Linked DNA regions of Homo sapiens: region 2 is linked to region 1. The links are chromatin loops, found by intact Hi-C in ENCODE. Cell type or tissue: GM12878. All regions are shown on one strand.

The links. A loop is a pair of places that touch in the nucleus more often than their neighbours do. Peaks named below come from ENCODE experiments on the same cell type or tissue, not always from the same donor. Only the 100,000 strongest peaks of a DNase experiment are listed, where the experiment ranks them.
Region 2: it touches region 1 in a loop (5-fold over the local background); 4 of 110 quality-filtered maps call a loop at or near these places.

Annotation. Positions count from the first base shown.
Region 1 is chr2:181,231,604-181,239,603 of GRCh38, forward strand. The region is part of intron 2 of LINC01934 (long intergenic non-protein coding RNA 1934); the gene reads left to right. Among named protein-coding and RNA genes, the nearest start is that of MIR4437, 70 kb to the right of the region's middle. In GM12878, no CTCF peak of the experiment used is centred here; a DNase peak (open chromatin) is centred at 4,658.
Region 2 is chr2:181,307,747-181,315,746 of GRCh38, forward strand. All of the region lies in intron 3 of LINC01934 (long intergenic non-protein coding RNA 1934), which reads left to right. Among named protein-coding and RNA genes, the nearest start is that of MIR4437, 6.1 kb to the left of the region's middle. RefSeq lists a silencer at 2,002-2,202 and an enhancer at 5,122-5,171. In GM12878, no CTCF peak of the experiment used is centred here; DNase peaks (open chromatin) are centred at 1,229 and 4,995; H3K4me3 peaks cover 1,351 bases; H3K27ac peaks cover 7,701 bases.

The DNA of each region.
Region 1 (8,000 bases):
AACTTTTTGGGTTTCTTTATCATTTTATTATGTTTCCTTATTTCCCCAAAGTGTTAGTGCTTATAACTTCTACCACATAAGTCTTACATTAAGATTGGGGGCTTAGTTCCAATTATCTGACTCTACGTCTTTGACCAGCTGTTTAGCCCAGGGTACATGTATTAACCTCCCTAAACTTCAGCCTCCTCATTTGTGAGTTGTTGGATGATTAAATGAGGAATATATACAAATCCATTGGCTTAGCATCTAGTATATTGTACGTACCCAATAAGTGTTATTATTAAAGAGTCTGAGAAATTTTCTAAATGCACTGGTCAATATTAGAAGAAGAAACTAACTCCCAAATATATCTGCCTATTAGGCATCATGGCAGCAGAACAAAAACTATGTTAAAATAATTAAATAAATGCAAGGCAAGGGGTGAGAGAAAACACCATCTGGCAGCTCTCAGTGAGTCATTTAGGAGTGAGTTGGAAGATAATGAAGGCCATTGCATTCTGGTCATGGATGGGTCCTTCTGCTTGGCTGGTGTTATAGCCTTTCTCCGAATAAAAATAGCCCATGCATCCTTTACTGCAGCTCAGTAAACACAGATTATGTGAATAAAAATAAAAGAATGCACAACAAAATCTTTGGGGAGATTTGACACAGTTTATTTTGTTTCTTAGTGTACCCGTGAATTTCAGCACAATCAACAGTTTAATCTGAACAGCAAGGAATTTGTTTTTTGGCTGTTTGAAGTAAGTTTTATACTGTTTTTCTAGCAGAACTGACCATATGAAATACTCATCAGAGCCAGGAAAACAATCTTCAGATTTAAAGCTGTATGGTGGCTGGAGTGCAGTACTACACATAGAATCATAACAAAAACTCTGATTTGGGTTTAGCCACTTACTACCTGGGAGGACATTGAGTATTCCCTAAGCCTTAGTTTCTCTTTAACAAAATGATTATGGTAAATAAATCTTGTAATACTTAAATGAGATCAGATGAGAAAGGAGTATAATGTTCTTTTAAAAATGCTTTGTAAATATTAGTTTATTATGAGTAAAGGTAAAATGCTGCTTTTGAAGGACAGTTTCATCTTGTGATTTTAAGATTGAACTTAAAAAAAAAAAAGACTAAACTGACTACCAGTTCCTAGCCAGGCAAAGTTACCTAAATTGGGGGAATTTATTTGGGGAAATAAATTTTGGTGCCTTGGCTTTCTTATCTGTATAACTGAGATGACAGTAATATATGACCTCACAGAGTTTTTGCTGAGATGCAGTGAGATGGTCTGGATCCAACACTTGAGTACAGTTCCTGCCACGGAATGATGATTTGGCTGCTATTGTTATATTTTAATACAAGGGTAAATAGGAGTCTTTCTTTTGTGTTTTGCACTGTTGGCGATTCTGGAATGGTTTACTAATATTTTTACTTTAATCCTGGAGTTATACAGTGATACCTTCTAACACACAGCTGGCACTTTGGAGAGATTACAATGACAAAAAATAAAAGATGGGGACAGACCCTTGAAAAGGGAATGGAAGAATAGTTCTAGGTTTTATTTTGTCTTGTTTTAAAAGATATTTCTATTGCTAAATTAACTTTATTTTTAAAAGCATGGATTAAAGAAGTATTAGTAAACGATAAAAGAAAATGCACAGGTGTGAGGGTTTTGAGCCTGAGCTCATAGTCTCCCCCCTGTCAAACATAACTGTCTATGGACATTGAATAAATCATTTAATATCATTGGCTCCAAAAGAGATGGATAAACAAGATTTGTGCTTCTCAAGCTTGACCACATATTAGAATAACCAGGAGTACTTTTGCAAAACAGTATATCTGGCTCCACCGGGTCCACCTCAGAGCAATTGAATTATAATTTCTCTGGTGAAGAACCAGTCTGCAAGCTCATCAGTTGTTTAGGGTACACAGTGAGGGTTATGGACCACCTGACTGGGTGATCATTAGGGTCTCTTCCAGCTCTGAAATCTTGTATATCTGTACATATCTTTTTACTACAGTCACATACATAAAAAGTACTTCTTAAAATGAAAACATATGTGGCATATTTAGAGAAGGTAAAGGAATTTGATTTAAGCTATTGGCTTCTGGAAATAAGCAAGTGATTTTCTTGAAGCTTATTGTAAACTATCAACCTCTCTTGCCTTAAGCGAGATGTAATGATTATACTTCAACCTACAGGCTGTATATTTGACTCAGCTATCCCCTTTTCAGTTTATCTCTGTTTTTTATGTGAAGAGTTCTGCCATTTTAGTAGCATGGATCTAATGGAGGCAAAATTCTTAATGCGATATTTAAAAACCATAAATAAGGCCTCACTTATGGACTACAGGAAGTGAGAAAATATTTCCAGAGAGGGATTTTCTCACCCACTGATCTTAGCATAAAGCATCAGCCTGAAAAAATGTTTTTTTAAATAGAAATATTCAATGATAAACACCAATAATTTCCATTTATATCATTAAAACGATGGAAGGAACATATGGCTACGATTAGAAGAATGAACGTTAGTTATGAGGCTGCATTTGCAAGAGACATTAATTAGAACTGAGAGTACCTCAAGTACTTGACTCAGGAAACAAATTGGTTTAATAAGCTGCATGGTCTGCAGATGCCCTTCCCTCTTCTTTTTCCGTGATTCCAAATAAAGCAGTTTTATCTGTGCAGAGCTAAGTACACTTGAGGAGTCACATGATTTTGTGCTTCACTTCATTTATGTTTGGAAGCAAGTTGACATGACCCTCATATGGGTAAGGTATCTCTTACAGCAATATACATCCAGGTGAGGGCATAGTCATGTTAAATCAGGATCAGATTTTAAACTTTCTATTCAGAGACTTGCCCTTAAAGAGAACTCCATTCATTTGAATACTACAATTGAGTTGCTGATGTGCTGTCTCAACTCCTGGAGACGCTCTGCTCTGGGGTGTACTTGAGTGGAGGACACTCCACATGCCCTGTCTTGTGCTTGTATCAGCTCCTGCTGCTTCCTTTGATCAGCAGTTGATAAAATCTCCCCTGAGGTTTGTGTAGCTGATGAAAGCCATGTATCTGGGATAAGCCTTTGGAATTTGATTTTTGGCATTATCATAATGTTAATATCCATTAGTACATTTTACAACATAAGCACAAGGCCTTAGATGCAGGGAATTCTCTGGTGAATACCAACTGGGGCAGCTGACATGTGGGTTATGTGGAACCCTCAAAAGCATATACTGTATCACTTTCTTAAGCTAAGAGAGCTGTAATGACTCTCTTGGGACAAATAAACATTTTGTGTGGAATCTCCACTTGCTTAATTGCTAGCCTTGAGTTTTAGAGTCCTTGCTACCCTAAGTAAACTTATTTTAATAAAAGTAAACATTTTCAGCTGTTTTTGGCTCTTGGTGAGGAGGCAAAGGTCAAATGGGAATTGAGGAAGAGCTTGATCACTCAGTAAGGCAACATTTGAAGAGTGAAATAGAAAGGTGGGATATGTAGAGAAGAAGACCAGGGTAAAAGCAAGGTTCTGGAGACAGGCTTCCTGGCTTTTAGCTTACTGCTTGCTTGCTGTAAATCTCAAGGAAGCTACTAAACTCTCTGTGCCTCAGTTTCCTCATCTATAAAATGGGTTTAATGACCAAATGAGTTAATACTTGTGATTAGCATAGTGCCTGCACATCAGAAGCAGTCAATAAGTGTTACTGTTCATAAGCAGAGCCCTGTGCTCGTAGTACCTTTACTATCAAGTGGCTATCTTTCTTTAGAACCAGGTCAATTTTATGAGCCTAATTTAAGATTCTTTTACTTTCCTGAGGCTGGTGCCAAATGGTTTTGTGATGCTAGAGGAGTGTGAACCTCAAATACCAAACCGTCCTTGCTTATAAAGTGTAGAATAATTTAATGCCGCTTATAGGTATGTTGGAGAAAAAAATAAGGACACCCTTGTAAATATTTTCAGCTCCACTGGGTGCAGCAGAATCAGAAGGTGGTATGTATAATAATTCAGCTTATCAGTCAAAACTTCAAAAAAAAATTAACTCCATGACGTGGGACATTTTCTAGTAGATAAATCTTTTACTGTTTAGATCTCCGAATCACAATAAGAAATGCTATTGAAGTATAACTGATTCCCAGATTGTGTCAATACAAGTATTTAGTTTCCGCCATTTATTAAAAACAAAACAAAAACTCGTTCACTTATTTATTTTTAATATACCCCACGTAGTTCCAGAAAGTATTTAATGCCACTGAAAAGCACTTGTTGAATAGGTTCAGAAAACAGGAGTTAGATACTTTTATCATCTTGTGGCTTTCAATATCACCACTTGATAGAAGTCAATAATAGTCTTCTTCCAAGTTACACTTAAACACAGATCTTTGACTGCCACATGTATTACTCATTAAAATCCAATAGAAACAAAATAAAAAACTGTCTAGGCCACTTGTTAGGGAGTTCAGGATTCAATATCCATATTATTTATTATTATATTATGAATGAACTATACATTGATACCACAGTGGTCATGTTATCATAGTTCTTGACACTTCTTGGAAGGCCCTTCTTTCTGACCCCACCCAATCTTCAGTTCCTCTAATGTGTTTGTGGTTACTTTTCTTATAGCCTAATTGGGTCCTAAAGTAAGAAATGAATGTGTGGTGGTCAGGGAGTTGTTTCCTTTGACACATACTAGGACTTTAGTAAGTGGTGGTGGTGGTGGTGGTCAATGTTCCTTTCATACAGAACATAATAAGCTTGAAGAAAATTGAAGGAGCCCAGGGAGCCTGGGGTATAGTGCTACCATTCAACTAACTGTAAGAACTTGGTCAAGATGCTTGATTCCCTTCAAACTCAGCTCTTAATCTACAAAATGAAGCGAATGAGCTAGTTCCATATTCTCCTTTCTAACTTGCAATTATCTTAAGATACTAGGCATCAGCATAATTGTAGACCTTTTAGCAGTTACAGTATGACCTAAAAAATTTCTTAAAATTGTGTTTAGTTTGCACGTATAACACAAAACCAAAATATTGAGGTTGTAATATATACAGATACCTGACACAGATAATCAAAGCTTTTCATTCTTTTATATCATTTTACTGTCATATTATTATGTGTCCCTTGGCTTCTACCATTTTATTATTCTTGGAGGGAGGTTTATCTATGTATTTATTTACTGCATGAAATGCAGACATATAATTGAGAAGGAATATATTCTTGTCAGGCAAGTTGCTAACATTAACATAAATTAATTCAAGAAATATTTATTCAGTCATCTAGTAAATAGGAATAAAACAATGAATAACACATGGGGCTTGCCCCAAGAAGCTTATGGTCTAATGGGAGTACTGAAAAGTAAATAGATAATTATAGAACTGTGTGACACAGATGATGACTGGGGAACGAGCAGAGTGCAAGATGAACACAAGTGGAGACCTAATCCAACTGGGGAGATCAACACAGACTCCGCAGAAGACATGGTATCTAAGCAGATGACAACTGGGGTTATTTGGAATATAGGATTATTTCAGGCAGGATAAGCAGCTCATGCAAGAGCCTGGAGGTGTGAGAGAATCATGCTTTTCCAGGAACTGAAAATAACTCACCATATGTATTGAGCAGGAGAGGAAAGGACATAGCAGTATGAAAAGGTGAGGATTTAGAGGTACACAAGGAGTTTGGGTTTCATCCTGAGGACAATGAGGAGACACTGGAGGGTTTTCATAAGAAGGGTAACATACAATATTAACATTTAAGAACAAACAAAAAATGCAAGGGTGTGGCAAATGTTATGGAGTAGAGCAGAGCTGGAGACAAGGTGATCAGTCAGAGCACTGTAACAATTAGATAGGCTAGAAGGGATAATGGGCTAAATCAAAGTAGAGGCAACAGGGAAAGAGAAAAGAAGACAGATTCGGGAAATATTAAGGAGACAGAATCAATAGGATTTGATGATTGGTTCATTCAAAAATATGTGTTGGGGCCGGGAGTGGTGGCTCACACCTGTAATCCCAGCACTTTGGGAGGCTGAGGAGGGTGGATCACAAGGTCAGGAGTTTGAGACCAGCCTGGCCAATATGGTGAAACCCCACCTCTACTAAAATCACAAAAATTAGCCGGGCGCGGTAGCAGGCGCTTATAGTCCCAGCTACTCTGGAGGCTGAGGGAAGAGAATCGCTTGAATCCAGGAGGATTCACACCACTGCACTCCAGCCTTTGTGACAGAGGGAGATGCCATCTCAAAAAAAAAAAAAGTGTTGGATTTCTGTTTCTGGTCATTATGTGGTAGCTGGTATTGGACATATGCTCCCACTGTAAATAACTATGAGGTCTGGACCAACTATTTAAAACACTATTTGTAGGCACTGGATAGCAGCTCAGTGCTGAGCTACAATCCTTGCAAAAAGGAAACATATAAGGTAAGCTACAGATTCACACAAAGTTTCTCTCATAGAGCATTTCTCAGGCCATAGTGTAGGGAGATAGACCCCAGTAGAGAGCATCAGTTTTGCCAAATGAAGGATATAGAGATCAAGCTGTAGGATATAGCATGTGGCTACTAAGTTGGCTGAGATTTGGGACAAGAGCATCAAAAATAGGAAGCTGCAGAGAAAAAATCCAAATAAACGGAAATCTAAGTGAAAATTCGTCTTAGGTATTTGGCTGACTCCTGGACTATGCAAGCACAAGAAGAGATTTCAGAAGGTTTGGAAGAGAGTCTCTTCTGAGAGGCTGAGGGCTAAGAAGACTGCCCTGTGCAGGAAAGATGTTGGAGTGCAAGCCCATCTGGAATGGAGAGACCTCGATGAAACACATAGGCAATTAATTAGATCCCAGAAAGGCCACACTGTGCAAGTAAGTGCTATGTCTTAAGAGTAAAAACTAGAATGGGCCACCCTAACAAAGCCTAAAACCAAGACTTAACAAGATAAGGTAAATTTTTAGTAATTTAACTGCTTGCTGTAATAAAACTCAACCTTCTTTAGAATAAGACAACATAATGTAGTGCTTCTACAATGTTTGTCTATAATGTTCACTATTCAACAAAAAGTTATCACACACTTGAAGAAGGAACAGTATCTGATAATCAAGTGATTAAAACTGTCAATAAAAGCAAACCTAGAGACAGCGCTAACAAGAATTTCCTATATGTAGAGCATTTCCTATGTGCAGATACTGTTTTAGCTGTCAACAAGGCAGAAAAATATCCCTGAGCTCACTGAGCTTATCTTCTTGAAAGAGAAAACAATGTATAAGATAAATAAGTAAAGTATTTGATATATTAGATGGTAGAAAATGTCATAGAGAAAGAGAAAGTACAGAAACAACATAGGGAATGTTAAGAGGGTGGGATTTTAATAGAGGACCAGGGAAAGACTAAATGTGTGGGGCTAATGAAGGGCAAAATGAAAAGATGACATCCATGGTTTGAGCTTGTGCCTTTATACTGCTTTGAGACAGGCAATTTAAAAGGCGGAGGAGGCTTACTTTTTAAAGGATGATATTCAGAAAATGTTTACTGTGAGGTGCCTATGAGACTTTAATTGGAATTTCATAATAAGCAATTAGACACATTAATTTGGAGAGAAGAAGATATCTATTCTAGGGATGTTAATTTGGAAGTGATCAACATATGGTAAAAATTTTAACAGTACAAGAAGGGAAAACTCTGAAGTGCTTCAGGATTTAAAATACAGACCTGAGATATAGAAATAATAAGTGATAAATAACTGGATAGATGGAATAATGCAATAGAATATGTCATCATAATAGTCAAGTGTTTTAGCAAGAGGAAGTGGTCAGCAATTCCAAATATTGAGAAATCAAATGAGCACTAAAATCTTTTCTTGGATTAGTAAACAAAAAACTTGGTAAAAATTATTCTGATTACAGTATGGGGCAGAATTCAGATTGTACTGAGATGAAGAGAAAATAAGATGTAATTCTGATAAGATATTGACAATGGTAAATGTGGCCATAAGGGGCAGTATTTGAGAGCGTTTTCAGG
Region 2 (8,000 bases), 76 kb after region 1:
AGTGCAGTGGTATGATCTCAGCTCACGTCAACCTCTGCCTTCTGTGATTCTCAAGTAATTCTCCTGCCTTAGCCTCCTGAGTAGCTGAGACTACAGGTGTGTGCCACTACGCCCAGCTAATTTTTGTATTTTTAGTGGAGACGGGGTTTCACCATGTTGGCCAGGCTGATCTCAAACTCCTGACCTCAGGTGATCTGCCCGCCTCAGCCTCCCAAAATGCTGGGATTACAGGCATGATCCACCATGCCTGGCCTAAATTCTGTATTAAATCTATCAGAGTATCTTCCACATAATAGCAGTTCAGTAAATATTTGCTGAAGAAATCTGGGTAACTAAAAGAATAAAATATAAACCTAGAGATCTTCACCGAAAAGTATTATTGAGATCTAATATGAGCTTATAAATGCATTAGGTCTATTTTGATTGAAGAAGAAATATAAGATGTAACCCAAGCTCTCAGAGTGGTTTCAATTAGTTGAAGAGAGAAGACCACATATATAACAGATATGGGGATTATCTTTTGCACATAACAGGTTCTTAATAAATGATGAAGTATTTGAAATGATTGAGTGAAAATATCTGAAATAATTATAAATGATAACAGCAATTTAAGGCACTGTAAGGTAGGTGTTCTGGGGATAAGAGCCAAAGGGTTGATGTAGTTCACAATGCAGGGCTCAGGCTGATATTTAAGGAATATATAAATTTAAGCCTGTCATTCTCAACTCTGGTTGCACATTACAATAGTGAGTGCCCAGATCCCACCATAAGAAAATCTTATTTAATTGGTCTGAGGTGAAGCCCAGGCATTTATGTGGCATTTATGTGGTATAAAAGCTACAGAGGTGATTCTAATGTTCAGTCAAGGTGAGGATCTCTGGTATAAAATGGTCAGTGAGGACAGAGAAGAAATTCCAGGAAGAGTTAGAGGAAGAGGGATGGTAAAGGGGGATGATTTGTGTATAGGACCTTGAAAGGATGTATAGTGGTTCAAATGGGAGCTGTACTGAAGCTAGTCTAGTTTAATGTTGTGGTAACAAAGTCCCTGACTGGAGTAGCCTAGATAGGGATGGAAGTAATAGACATGTGGCTCTCTTATGTACGTGGGCTTTGATTTTTAGATACACCCAGCTTAAATCTCCTGGGAAAGGTTGCATAATCTCTATAGGCCCTAGATCTCTTATCTCTAAAATGCATAATAATTCTACTTCAAGTAGCTCTCTCATGAGGTGTGGGGACAAAACGACATGCTGAAAGAAAGAGATGAGTTCAAGATGAGTGGGAAAATGGTGATGTTCCCACAGAGGCAAGAAGATGAAAGTGCCTAAAAGGGAACAAAAGCAAGTCACATGCTTCACATATAGTCCTAGAAAAATAAATCATTCAAAAATTTATAAATAAAATACACTGTGGATTAATAAGCCGCTATTTTATAAAACAAATCTCACCTACCTCCCAAAGACTAGTAATACATTTTCCCTCAAAACTGACTCTACTAACTCAAAAATCAAATTAGAGATGTATGAGCCAACTTGGGCAAAATAAGAAATGACCCTCTTGAAAGTTTACTTAGTGTTTTTAAATGTTCCTATTAAGAAGCAGAAGTATGTAAGTCCCGTGAGAAAAAGCCAAATGAAAATAGGAAGTACTGAAAATGAAAGCCACATACGTTTTGTAAGAATTTATCCTTCCAAATTCTTTTGGTATACTTTTTCTACAACAAAATAATTGAAATTGTTAAACTTTCAAATGAATATAATCTACATGGCAGCATATATTAGTGCAGCTATTTTTAAATTGAGTGTAGTGGCTTAGAAACACATTAAATGATAATTAGGCACCCTTTTTGACTTAATACAAATAAAACGAAAAGTAATAAGTGAAGCAGAATGATCTAGGAAGAAGTGTTGATCTATAATTAAATTGGGGTTTTTAAAAATCTGAAGCTCATTAATTTACCAGGCCAACTTTTGAAATGGTCTCTAGGTATCATTGCCCGACTATATTTCTGTTATCTCCATGCATTGTTATGTACTGTCACTCACTTTATTGCCACAGAACTTTGATAAACAGACATGCAATGCCATTTCAAAGTAGAGAAGACAAGCTACAGAGAGGGATTAACTATCCCCTCAAAACATGCCTGGCTAAGCAGTAATAATGACGGGGCTGGAACACAACTTTCTTGAGTCTGATATTATTTCATTGTAGACTATCGTATGCATTTTAGTGGTCACCAACCATTTAAAATCAAATTCAGTAAAAATAATTATTCTATCTTTCTTCTGATTGTTATAACACAAGTGAAACCAAATGCATTCTCTTTATGGAATTTTGTATGACTTGGACTCTGATAAATGTTACTTTATAAAATAAGCAGTAGTTCACGTTTTCAATATGTGCAGAGCTCTAATTTTAGATAGACCCAGCTTAAATATTCTAGACAAGTGGCTTAATCTCTACATGCTTCAGATTTCTTGTCTATAAAATAGATAATAATTTATATTTTATATTTGTGAGGATTTAAGAATACATATAATGTTCTTAATATAAAATAGGCTCAATAAATATTATTTACATAATTTTGATGTTGAAAATAACTATTTCCTATGGCACACATTTACCTATGTAACAAACCTGCACTCCTGCACATATATCCCAGAACTAAAAATAGATAAATAAGTAATGATAAAAGAAAAAAATGCTAAAGTGAATTCTTCACATTGAAAAATGAAACAATGAAATAATATGATTTCATATGAAACCATAGGAAAATATAAAGCTCTCTATAAAAGGTAAATATATATACAAGTATAAGACTGTTATCATAATGATGGTATATAAAACTCTCATAATTCTGCTATAGATTTAGTATAGTGTACTACTAAACTGTACACTTAAAAAGGTATAAAATGTTATATTTGTTTTAGTTCAATTAAAATTTTATAAAATGAAAAAAGAAAACTAATTCATAACATGGATGTATTAATTTATTATTTATTACCAAAATTGCATTTTATAAAGAAAAATAGCAATCTATGTTATAACCAAAGATACTCTGAAAAAAAAATCAGGTTAAAATATGGAAAAATATTTCAAACAAAAATATGTGAAAAAATGAAAAGTACAATAAAAATATCAACATGCGTTTTTATGAAGCTAGACAAGTTTATTTTAAAGTTTATGCAGAAAAATACATACACAAGAATAGGGCCTGGCATGGTGGCTTATGCCTATAATCCCAGCACTTTGCGAGGCCTTGGTGAGAGGACTGCTTGAGCCCAGGAGTTTATGACCAGCCTAGGCAACATTAGTGAGGCCCTGTCTCTACAAAACATTAAAAAAAATAATAATAACCAAGTGTGGTCCCAGTTACTCAGGAGGCTGAGGCAGGAGAATCACTTGAGCCTGGGAGGTCAAGGTTGCAGTGAGCCAGGCAGTGAGCACTCCAGCAGGCTGGGTGACAGAGTGAGGCCCTGTTTCAAAAAAAAAAAAAAAAAAAAAAAAACACTAAAAAGAAAAGCTGTAAGTGGGAACTAGTTATAACAAATGTTAAAACCTAGTATAAATCTTTTATACTTAAATCTTTTTATACTATAAATCTTTTAAACAGTGTGTCACCAGCTCATGATAAAAAGACTGATGAGTGGAACTGAATGGAAATTCTAGAAATAGATCCAGGTACATATTGAACTTGGGTATGTATGTGCATATCTGTACATTTACATCTATTTCCAAGTTCTCTGCCAAACCTGAAAACCCATTTTTGGGGATTTCTCTCCTGCACTGACTTGGTGTTACTGTCCTGGCAGGTGAACCTTGATTTTATTCCATGCTTCTAGTGATAGATTTTACCAGCATTGTTCATTACAACTTTCTGTATTGATGGAAATGTTCTAAAATCCGGGCTGTCCATTAGGGAAGCCACTGTCCATATGTGACTATTGAGCCTTTGAATTAGGCCAATGTGTGACTGAGAAACTTAGTTTTAAATTCTATTTAATTTGAATTAATTTATGTTTAAATAGTCATACAAGGTGTGTGGGGACGCTACTGGATGATCCTGCCCTATACTCTAAGCTCCTCCAGGAGAGGTCCAAGTCTGTTTAGTTCACATCAATGTCTAGTACAGTGCCTGAGGGATGACTAGTCTTTTTATTTCCAATCCGTATTAATTCTATTACATATGTATAGTAGGAGGGCTGGTTGCACCCTGATGTTCAGCTCCAAACCAGAAGATTAAATGCCCCAGTGCTGGATGTAGATGCTTAGAAGAAGCAGAAGCAGCTGCTAAGGGTGGGGCGTGATCAGGGAGGAGAACTGCAGCTTGTAATCGGTATTTCTTGCAAAGGCTTTTCCCTCTGCAAAAGTTCACTCTAATTTACATAAACCTCGGAGTATTGTTTTTAGATAATAGGGAGTAAAAAACAAAAGCAGACATAAATATATTTATCCACCTGCCTCAAGAAAATGATAGCTTTCTTAAAATAGTATTTTCAGCCTTTCTCTGGAGAAATATGTCTTTGAGGAAACATACACTCTCAATGGTTTAAGTAAACACGTCTCAGGAAAGCAGAACATCAGATGGAGGGCTCAACAGCAACAAAAGGAGGAAATCAGAATTTTATAAGAATTTCTGGTAATCTAAAGATTGTTTAAATCAGATCTTCATAGACAATTTTGGGCAAAGTCAAATAAAATGTTAATGCTGGTATAGAGAGAGCAAATGTTCTATGGGGCCATAAATGACTGACTGGACTTTCAGCTTTCCCAGTCCCTCAGCCGAGTAAGGAAAGCTACTCAACTTCTCTGATCATTAGCTCGTTTATCCGCAAAAGAGAATTGTATTGGGTAAGTGTGGTTTGCGGGGATGGAAATGTGGGTCAATGGTCAGCAGAGGTGAATTCCCCTCTACTAGTGTTTCCTGTCACACTATAGCTACCCCAAAGAGGTTGTCGTACAGGGTTAAACAATGTGAGAGCTGGAGAAGGTTCTAGAAATCACCCAATCAAATGAGGAAATCGACTAAAGAGGCAAAGACAAAAGTGATACCAGCAGCAGACTCTAAAAAAAGAACATGGCAAAAGTCACCAGGCTCACACCTGCTCCATGCTCTGGGTCACCATCTTCGAAATCAGGACTCTGCTGAAAGTTCAGAGATGCTAACACTCAAGTGCATATTTCAAGTACAGCTTTCTCACGCTGTGATTTCCATTATTTGTTTTTCTTTAGTTTGTTAAGTGTGTTGCCAGAGTGATGAGATTTCTTTATTCGAGCAAGTGATTACAATCACTTTACATTAAAAAAAAAAAAAGTCTCAACATTATATAGTAGGAAGACCAGCTTTTTGCTCAGTCTTCTACAGTTTTCTCTCTTTCAATGAGGCACTTTGGCGTATCTTAAATTTCAATGAACACAAACAACTTTCAGGGTTTTCTTTCTTTCTTTCTTTCTTTCTTTCTTTCTTTCTTTCTTTCTTTCTTTCTTTCTTTCTTTCTCTCTCTCTCTCTCTCTCTCTCTCTTTCTTTCTTTCTTTCTTTCTTTCTTTCTTTCTTTCTTTCTTTCTTTCTTTCTCTTTCTCTCTCTCTCTTTCGTTCTTTTACTCTGGGTGGCCTCTTTAGCTTCATTGTCTTTTCTCTTCCTGATCATAAGACACAGCATACAGATGTCTGATTGTGACAAAGGACTTGTGAAATTACACATTACAGACAAAGAATAGTTATGTCAGTTATGAAATTTTGTATTTTATAGTACAGTGCAGAAGTGCAATATCAATGTGTAGATCAAATATTTGCTTAAAAGAAAATTCCCTAAAGTCATACAATTTGGAAATTCGTTCAGATTTGAGTATGCTTTTGATTTACTTTACAGCAAGTATAAAATCCATTTTATTTTCTCTCCTGTTTCCTGATTTGGGTACTTAATTTTACATAGGTAAACATCTACAAACCTTTCCTCGTGTCAAGTTAATTTTCTCATATAGAATTTCTTTTTAGCACAGCTACAACTTTATCTAATGAGAAATCATTTTAGGTCTGGTATTCAGATATAATAGAACATAAGAGAAAGACAAAGAACCATAATTTTTGAAATGAGGTAATATAACCTAAATATTATGTGTGTGACATGACAAAGAAAATAATATACAACTGATACTTTACCAAATTTTGGGATATTACCCCATTGTGTCACTCTGGAGACGAACACACAGAACACTCCTAGAAGGCATATGACCTGGGTAGTTTTATCATTATCCATTATTAGAGACTGTAGACCTATAAATATTATTAATGATGTGCTTTCTTTTTCAATGAGTCATCTGCTCTCACTACCCTTTTCTTTAGCTATTATTTCCCCAGTGTTCCTCTTACTTTTTTATTTTTAGGGTCTCTCTCCCTTTCTCACTCACTCATCTCATACCTGTTCCATATTTTATTTATTTATTCATTCATTCATTGTATTCAGAAAGAACTTATATGATGATAAGATTAATATTAATCATAAAGAAAGGAAGATTCTCAGAGAAGACATTCATTCACAGTGCTGAGTTTTTGCCTCTGTTTTTTCTTTTAAGACACTATTTGGACAAATTCCAAAATGAAACCTTCCCTTAACAATAGCTCTTTAAGTGAAGCTATTTTTTAGTTGATTTTCTCCCTTTATAATTTCATGGTTTAGAGCAGTATTTCTGGACACTTAACCTCTCCCTCCTTCTCAACAGGAATCTCTTTCTTTATTGAGAGTAACAAAGCCAGAAGGGAAAGCAGGTGTTCAAAGCTTCAGTGGCCACAACTGGAAAAAAAGAAAGAAAAAAAAACTTCATCCCCAATCTATCTAGAGCATAATCTTTTTAAAAATATGCTTTCCTAAGTATTATACTGTAGGTTTATTCAATTTGCTTAATTGGGAGTGCATACTACCTACAGACTTGCCAGAAAATTTCTGGGACATCCTATTTTTTCTCACTCTTGCTAATGAGAGGGAAGCCCTAGACAGCAAACTCCTATGGCACAGCTCAAGCTCTGACCCAGGGGTAATGGGCCTAACTAGAATAAAGACAAAGGGGCCTCCCAGGGGCTTCATCATTAGTCCTTTATAATCATAGTCTGTAGGAATCCATGGATCAGTAATCATAAGTCCAATTCTGAGACAACTTATTTTTAATAATATGAGCTATTTATAAAACCATAATATGGTATAAATTAAATTATAATACCGTAGGTCCACTACTTTTATTTTCTAAGTGGATGCAAAGTGATCTAAAATGATCTATAGAAATAATTAAACTTTGTAAGGTGGTAAATTAGTGAAATTAACTTGCTAATTATTGTGAGACATTGAAATATTAGCACTCTCCATTCAGATAGAAAAAATATTGGACGAATTAAGTGATGATCTTTTTTCTTATTTTTCTCCTATTTTTTGCTTAATTCTCTAAGAATTCCAAGATCTACATTTTTAAAATCTAGAATAAAGTATTTGATGATTTTCTTTCATTCAAAGTCAGTTCAGTATGCTTCCTTCATCAAGCACAGAATGTTTCTCAAACCAAGTTGCATTTCAGATGTCATTTTAAAAAATAACCTTTCATGTGTTAACATCCTGGGAAAAAAACTAAGTGTTCTCATATATTGTTGTTGGGAGATAAATTGTTGGAATGTCTGTGAAGAGCAATTTGGCAATGTAGATCAAACGGAAAAAGCACATAAAATTTAACCATGAAATTCCACTTCTAGATATTTATTTAGCCTCTACATATACAGGTTTATGTGCACAGTGATGCATATGAAATGATATTTACTTGTGCATTTTTATAATACCAAAAATTAGAAACAACCCAAATGTCATTAATAGAACTTGTAAAATAAGTTTTTCTATGTCCATAGTGTGGAATGACATAGACATATTAAAAAAATAAATAAAACAATAAAAATAAAATGATGCAGCTATTAAAATTATAATACCTAATATTTATTGAGCAGTAATAATTTATTAAATAA